Linked DNA regions of Homo sapiens: region 2 is linked to region 1. A link is a contact called in ENCODE Hi-C or POLR2A ChIA-PET data. All regions are on one chromosome and are shown on one strand. Each heading gives the region's core, a stretch centred on a gene start or an enhancer-like site at or near the end of the contact. The rest is flanking DNA. Distances are from core to core; before and after follow the strand shown.

The links. A loop is a pair of places that touch in the nucleus more often than their neighbours do. ChIA-PET counts read pairs that join two places held with the same protein, here RNA polymerase II (POLR2A).
Region 2: a map of sciatic nerve shows a loop between it and region 1 (12-fold over the local background). The contact joins the enhancer-like site here to the promoter of INPP5B in region 1. A Hi-C loop is called at or near these places in 1 of 168 maps with a recorded cell type or tissue (sciatic nerve). POLR2A ChIA-PET finds 5 or more read pairs at or near these places in 1 of 52 experiments (MCF 10A).

What each region holds. Positions count from the first base shown.
Region 1 is chr1:37,944,577-37,948,432 of GRCh38, forward strand. It overlaps INPP5B (inositol polyphosphate-5-phosphatase B), which reads right to left and starts at 2,477. Exons shown (of 24, transcript NM_005540.3): 1 at 2,414-2,477; 2 at 1,676-1,758; 3 at 1,180-1,274. The coding sequence starts at 1,732. It overlaps LOC105378651 (a long non-coding RNA gene), which reads left to right. Exons shown (of 5, transcript XR_001737983.3): 5 at 703-1,051. RefSeq lists enhancers at 2,299-2,828, 2,406-2,645.
Region 2 is chr1:39,367,865-39,371,471 of GRCh38, forward strand. MACF1 (microtubule actin crosslinking factor 1) reads left to right here. Exons shown (of 101, transcript NM_001394062.1): 50 at 284-450; 51 at 2,166-2,322. Among named protein-coding and RNA genes, the nearest start is that of BMP8A, 120 kb to the right of the region's middle. Within about 2 kb of position 1,832, at least 2 of the 41 ENCODE cell types and tissues checked have a DNase peak (open chromatin) inside an H3K27ac peak, as active enhancers do.

The sequences.
Region 1 (3,856 bases), core at 1,227-3,726:
GGTGTTCGTTTTTTTTTTCTTGTTTTTTTTTTTATAGAGACAGGGTCTTGCTGTGTTGCCCAGGCTGCAATCGTAGTTCACTGTAATCTCAAACTCCTCGGCTCATGTGATCCTCCCGCCTCAGCCTCCTGAGTAGCTGAGACTACAGGCATGCACCACAACACCCAGCTAATTTTCTTATTTTTTGTAGAGATGGAGCCGGGGAGCGGGAGGTGGGGCGGGGTAGGGGGGGCGGTCTCGCTATGTTGCCCAAGCTGGTCTCGAACTCCTAGGCTCAAGCAATCTTCCTGCCTCAGCCTCCCAAAGTGTTGGAATTACAAGCATGAGCTACTGCACCTGGCCTAACTCACTTTACTCTTTAATATGGACAAATCGAGGAGTAAAACAACTTGCTCAAGATCATGTGGTTCCACCAGGTGCGGTGGCTCATGCCTAAAATTCCAACACTTTGGGAGGCTGAAGTGGGAGAATGACCTGAGGCCAGGAGTTCCAGCATGCAGCTATGAGTGCACTACTGCACTCCAGCCTGGGTGACAGAAAGAGACCCCGTCTCTAAAAAAAAGATCATGTGAGGCTGGGCACGCTGGCTCATGCCTGTAATCCTAGCACTTTGGGAGGCCAAGGCAGGTGGATAACTTGAGGTCAGGACTTCAAGACCAGCCTGGCCAACGTGGTGAAACCCTGTCTTTACTAAAAATACAGAAATGAGCCAGGCATGGTGGCGGGCACCTCTGTAATACCAGCTCCTCAAGAGGCTGAAGCACGAGAATTGCTTGGACCTGGGACGCAGAGGTTGCAGTGAGCCAAGATCACCCCACTGCACTCCAGCCTGGGCAAAGACCAAGACTCCTTCTCAAAACAAACAAACAATAGATCATGTGGCTTGTTAGTAACAAAGCCTGGGTTTGAACCCAGGCATTTGGACCACGAGGCTCAAGATCTGGACTAGTATGTTAAACTGTCTCTTCTCAAGAAACTTCCTCCTTAGATCTTGAGGATTATGAGTTAGTACGTGTGCAGGGTTTAAAATATAGTGTTCAAAAAATATTAACTATCATTGTGATAATTATTCTAGGAGACTCAGACCCTGCCCTGGAGGGACAGTTGAAGTTCAGCTGGAGGGTGCAGTGATGAACAACCCCATGGCCCAGACAGGTGGGGACCAAGCCCCTCACTCACGCGTGTTCCTGGCCGCCGTGCTCCAGGCGGTAGCGCACGAGTCCCAGGAGGCGGCTCTGCCGGCTGTCCCCCTCACACAGCACACCTTGCACCGCCTGCGGCTCAGAGTCAAGGGAAGACAACCCAGAGGCGAGGCCTCTCCCCACCCAGGCTGTCCCACCTTCCCTCTGTTCCCCTGCCCCCCCAGATTCACTGTGTGGCCTTGGGTGAGCACTCAAACCATGTGCTGAACTAACAGACAAACAGGCTCTCTAAGCCTTCCTTATCTATGAAATGAGGATAATAATCCCCAACTTCATAGGGAGTTAGGAGGATAACTGCGTATTTAAAGCATTTGGCTGAGAGTCCAGGACTCAGTAAGTACTTAGTAAATACTGATTTCCTTCTCCCCTGATGGTTCAGAGGGGCAGGAGAGGGGATAGACACCTCGACACCTTCCATTCCTCTTCCCAAGGCCAGGGCAGGCTCAGGGCCGCAGTTAGCACAGGAAGGATATGATGACGCAGTATTCCCCCTCAGCCAGCGTCTCCTGGATTGCCACAGACTGGTCCATGCTGGCCCCTGCTGAGCGCACACACCCTGTGGGAGGGGAGATAGGAGCCCCGCTTTGGTCAACAAGTTACGCATGGGGTGGTGGAGCTGCCTCAGAGGGGTTGGGGGCAGGAGGGAGGGGCCTTTGCAGAGGGAGATGGTACCGGGGAGGCCTGATCCTCCTCCTCCTCCTCTTTGTCCTCCCTAGAATAGGCCTTTCAGTTTTTAGGGATAGGGGTCCAGTCCCTTTGCCCCGCTGGGATCTACAGTTTGCTATACTGCCTTTGTCTGGGAGGGCATCCAGTTGCTCTTGAGTGTGGTCTATCCTTGTTGGAAGTGGGGTACGTGGATTGGAGAAGGGGACCTAGTCCCTTTGCTCCTAGGACATGGCTCTTCCTCTCTTTTGGGGACAGTTTTTGTTCTGCTAGCGCCTCTCTGGGAGGTGTCAGTGGTGTGTCCATGTGGGGTTCAGGGAACATCCCCTTACTGTCATTCAGGAGGGTCCCATTCCTCTTTCCTTGGAGACAGGAAGTGTCCCATTGCTGCTTGCCCTTCACCCCCGCCCCAGCAGGCCCATTGCATCAGCTGCAGGCCGGGGGTTGGGGGGTGTCCCAGCCCTCAGCTTGCCCACTCCCTCCTGCCCAGCCCTGCCCTGGCTTTCCTGCTCTGCTCCCACCCACAGCTCCCTGACATTGTCACCTACCTCCTGAGCTGTCACCACAGGGCGCACGGGACTCCGCTGCCCCAGGTTCCGGGACAGTGACTACATTTCCCAACAGCCCCTGCGCCACATGGTGGTCAGTCAGCCTGCAAGTCCCAGCATGCCCGAGTCAATCGTGGGGTGGGGAGTCTCTCCATCCGTGTTAACCCCTTAGGCCCTGGGGTACACTGGGCTTCCTATACCAGAAAGGTTTTCTAATGATTGCCCTCACTCCCATCCCCAGCCCTCTAGGTCATGGGGCCAGAGCTTCCCACCCAGAAGGAAGATGGTCACATTTTATCTTAGGGGAAGAATATAATGCATTTTTATTTTCTCCTTAGTTCCATCCTCAGCTCTTCTCACTCCAGGGTAGACAACCCGGACCTCTACTGAAACTCTTCCCCTAAAATAACTACCTTCTCCTGGTTTAATGGAGGGAGAACCAGACTATGAAGAACCATTATGTCCATTTTCCAGGTGGAGAAACTGAGCCTTGGATAGGTTAAGCAGTTTGACATTAAGTCCTGCAGCTAGCAGGTGGCAACACTGGGACTCCACTGAAAGTCTGACTGCAACTCCTGGGCCATTTATACCGCTACACACTGCCCTATTTCCTCCCTTAGCCCCACCCAGCCCTCCTGCCACACAGGGCTGTTTGAGGCTACTGGGTGTGAACGCACTTTATAAAGGGTATGACACTGTTCCTGTCCGGCAACGTCCTTCCCCTGATCCGCCTGGCTTTGTGACCTTGGCCAAGACCTTTCTTCCCTTGGGACTCAATTTCCCCATCTAAGATAAGGAGGTTACCCAAGATGGACAAAAAGAGCCAGCACAGGGACTGGGCACAGTGGCTCATGTCTGTAATCCCGGCACTTTGGAAGGCCAAGGAGGGAGGATCGCTTGAGGCCAGGAGTTTGAGACCCCATCTCTAAAAAAAAATTTTTTTAAATTTAGCCGGGTATGGTGGTGCATGCCTGTAGTCCCAGCTACTTGGGAGGCTGAGGTGGGAGGATTGCTTGAGCCCAGGAGTTCAAGGCTGCAGTGAGCTGTGATTGCTCACCCAGCTCAGATAAGGAATGCTAGGATCATTCTCACTTGGCCTATTGGCTGTTTAATTAAGCTGTAAGCTCCCGTTGGACAGGACTATGCCTTTTCATCAACATACCAGCAGTTTCTGGCACACAGTTATCTATGGAGTTAGTGAATTACTTTCTGAACTATTTTAATAAATACACCTTCTCTCAAGCTTTGGCCCAAACTGAAGGAATGGGCCTTCAGTGCTGGGGAGGGGGTGACTGTTGTGACTTGTGAACAGTTTCCCTTCCTCTTTCCCCAAGTGAAGTGGCCATCCTAATGACCAGTTCAACTTTGCATATGTAAACCCCTTCCAGAAACAGTCGTTGCCTTCTTCTCAATCCATTTCTTTTCCTGGAAACATCCACAGCA
Region 2 (3,607 bases), core at 582-3,081, 1.4 Mb after region 1:
GATGCTGAGGCAGGAGAATCGCTTGAACCCAGGAGGCGGAAGTTGCAGTGAGCCAAGATACCGCCATTGTACTCCAGCCTGGATGACAGGAGTAAAACTCTGTCTCAAAAGGAAAAAAAAAAAAAAAAATGTTTGTTTGTTTTTTTTAAACTTTTCACTGAGTTGCATATTTATTGTTTTGATCTAGCATTTGACCTGGCAAGCATACCTCTTTCCTTATTCCTTTTTAGAGTATATTTATAAGGATTAGAGGATTTAATACATTTCCTTGTTTGCTTGACAGGAGCTCAATTTGGAAATGGAAGACCAACAGGAGAACCTAGATACTCTTGAGCACCTGGTCACTGAACTGAGCTCTTGTGGCTTTGCGCTGGACTTGTGCCAGCATCAGGACAGGGTACAGAATCTAAGAAAAGACTTCACAGAGCTACAGAAGACAGTTAAAGAGAGGTGAGTTATCACTTGTGTTGGTCAGCATTGGGGAACTATTTTTTCTTGTTATGGAGTGAAATGATCTTTTCTCTTTTCTTCCTTTACCAGAACAGATGGCATCTAAAATTCTACTACTGAGTTGTAGGAGGGTGAAAAGTGCCTTTTTTTAGGCAAAGCTACCTCATCTACTTGATGCTTAGTGGTTTTTCTTTTCTTTTTTTTTGAGACTGAGTATCACTCTGTCACCCAGGCTGGAGTGCAGTGGTGCCATCTTGGCTCACTACAACCTCCATCTCTTGGGTTCAAGCAATTCTTCTACCTCAGCTTCCTGAGTGGCTGGGATTACAGGCGCCCACCACCATGCTCAGCTAATTTTTGCATTTTTAGTAGAGACGGGGTTTCCCTACACTGGCCAGGCTGGTCTCGAACTCCTGACCTCAGGTGATCGACCTGCCTCCGCCTCCCAAAGTGCTGGGATTACAGGCATGAGCCACTGCACCCAGCCACTTAGTGGTTTTTCTAATAGTAACTAATAGAAAGTAGGGATGAGTTCCCTCTCTTTGTGATCAGAAGCCTAGGCCACTTGGACCAAACAGAACAAATTTGAGGCAGCAAGTAAGATTACAGAATAATTTTGAAAGAAGAGAAAAATTGGAAGAGACTTCCTAGACATAATTAAGGGTGATGTTGGCAGTCCCCTGGCTTTTTTTTTTTTTTTTTTTTAAAGATATGGGGTCTTGCTATGTTGACCAGGCTACTTGTGAACTCCTGGCCTCATCGATCCTACTGCCTTGGCCTCCCAAAGTGCTGGGATTACAGGTGTGAACCACTATGCCCAGACCCCCTGCTTGTTTTGACCACATTTAAGTTGCTATTTTAGAAGAGTATCTGGATTCTTCTTTCAAGGCAAACAAGGGAATATATGACAAGGCTGGCTGATTTTGGTCCCTGTTGAAAAGCCATGATTCCTCACTGGACAGCCTCACATAGATTTAAGAGCATGAACAAGACTTCTTATCTAAGTTTAGCGATAAATATGATCTTGATTTAGCAGATAACTGCCTTAGTGATTAGAAGAAAAGAGTTGCTCAAACCAACATTATTAGCAGCAGGTTATCTAATGGAGAGGATGGGGACAAAGGTCAAGAAAGCTTTTGTTTTTCTTCCCCTATGCTGAGGGCCTTTTTACTGTATGAGGAATCAGGATTTCTGGATTGACATCTGTCTGATAGATATGGCCATTTCCAAAACTTTCCTTTTGATTTAGTTTATTCATTGGCATCATTAATCTAGAACTAATCACCTAACTTCTGTGAGCCTCAGTTTCGGCACCTTCCTTGCTAAAGCAATCAGCACTTGAATTGGTCCTTGAAAGAGTCAAATAGCTAAAATGTAGCAGGGCCGGAATTGAGATCCAAAGCCTGCATTCTTTCCATTGTATCACAGTACCTAAATAGCAGCCTCCCTTTAGTTTTTCTCACTTTCACTTTAGCCTAGAGTAAGATTGAAGACCTCTTTCCCCAGAAATGTCCAAACAAGGGCAATATATTCCTGAGTTTGGTACGCTTCAATGTTATATGCGGTTGTTCAGCCAAACCTGCTATGGAAAAGATTATGAGAAAGAAAGGCCATGTTAGGTAACTGATGTCTGGAGTCACAGAATGAACTACTCTTAGCTCAAGTTGACTTTATAAAACTTAGTCTGGCAAGTAACAAAACTGCTTCATTGACAGAGAGAAAGATGCATCATCTTGCCAGGAACAGTTGGATGAATTCCGGAAGCTGGTCAGGACCTTCCAGAAATGGTTGAAAGAAACTGAAGGGAGTATTCCACCTACGGAAACTTCTATGAGTGCTAAAGAGTTAGAAAAGCAGATTGAACACCTGAAGGTAGGTGAACAAAGGGACTCCAAGAATTGGGCTAGGCACTGGTTTGAATACTTGTATTAACTGGTCTCCAGCTGTGGTGGGGAAATGTATGAGAAATCCAAGTTGTCAGTCTGCATCAGAACAGAAATTCCTACGTTTTCTTCATATGATAACCATCTACCCATACAGTCCTTGAGAAGCATACACTCTCTTTGTATGTTTGAGAATTAGACAAATATATTTGAGCAAGTAACCAGATAATATGATCAGGAAATTGAGGATAGAAGAACTAGTACTACTTCAGCTAGTAAAGGAAAAGCTAGAATCAGATGGTTGGAAGGTACCTTCAAGGATGGGACCAACCTTCCTCCCATTCCCTGCAAAATCCCTTCTGTACTGTCTTTGATCCGTAATTATCCAGCCTCTGCTTACACCTCTAACCTATGTCTTCCTTTTGTTGAAATAAGCCAAATATGCCTCTGACTAACTGTCATGCACTTATCCTTATTTTCTCAGTAAAGCATACTTCATCCTGAGCAGATGAAAGAAAAGCGTTTGATTGCTTTCACAGAGTGAGTGCCAGGAGCATTTGCTGTTGGGAATTCCCTAGGACAGAGCTTTCCCAACATTTTTGTTTCACAGTGCCCATGGTGTTTTAAGAAATTTGTCATGGCACCTCAAGGCCAAAAAAAACAGAAACAAAAAAAAACTCCTAATACTTCTACTTGCTAAGAAGTTAGGTCCAAACAACTTAGTAGTTGTTCATATGGTGTTCAACAGATGTCACTGTATTTTCCTCAAAAATGTAAAATATTCTGTGAGTAAAGCCATAGTTTGGGGACTGTGGCTCTTTGGAATCAAGAGTGATTAATGGCCAGGCGCAGTGGCTCAACGCCTGTAATACCAGCACTTTAGGAGGCCGAGGCGGGTGGATCACAAGGTCGGGAGTTCAAGATCAGCCTGGCCAAGATGGTGAAACCCCATCTCTACGAAAAATACAAAAATTAGCTGGACGTGGTGGCAGGTGCCTGTAATCCCAGCTACTCAAGAGGGTGAGGCAGAGAATTGCTTGAACTTGGGAGGTGGAGGTTGCAGTGAGCTGAGATGGTGCCACTGCACTCCAGCCTGGGTGATAGAGAGTGAGACTCTGTCTCAAAAAAAAAAAAAAAAAAAAAGAGTGATTAATTAAAGAACTGACAAGCAGTGACCAAGGGTCAGTTTGAAATTAGGCAATATGAGTAGAGCTCTGTGCCTTTCTCTGCAGCTTAAAGTCAAAAGCAAACTAAGTAGATTGTCAGGGATATTC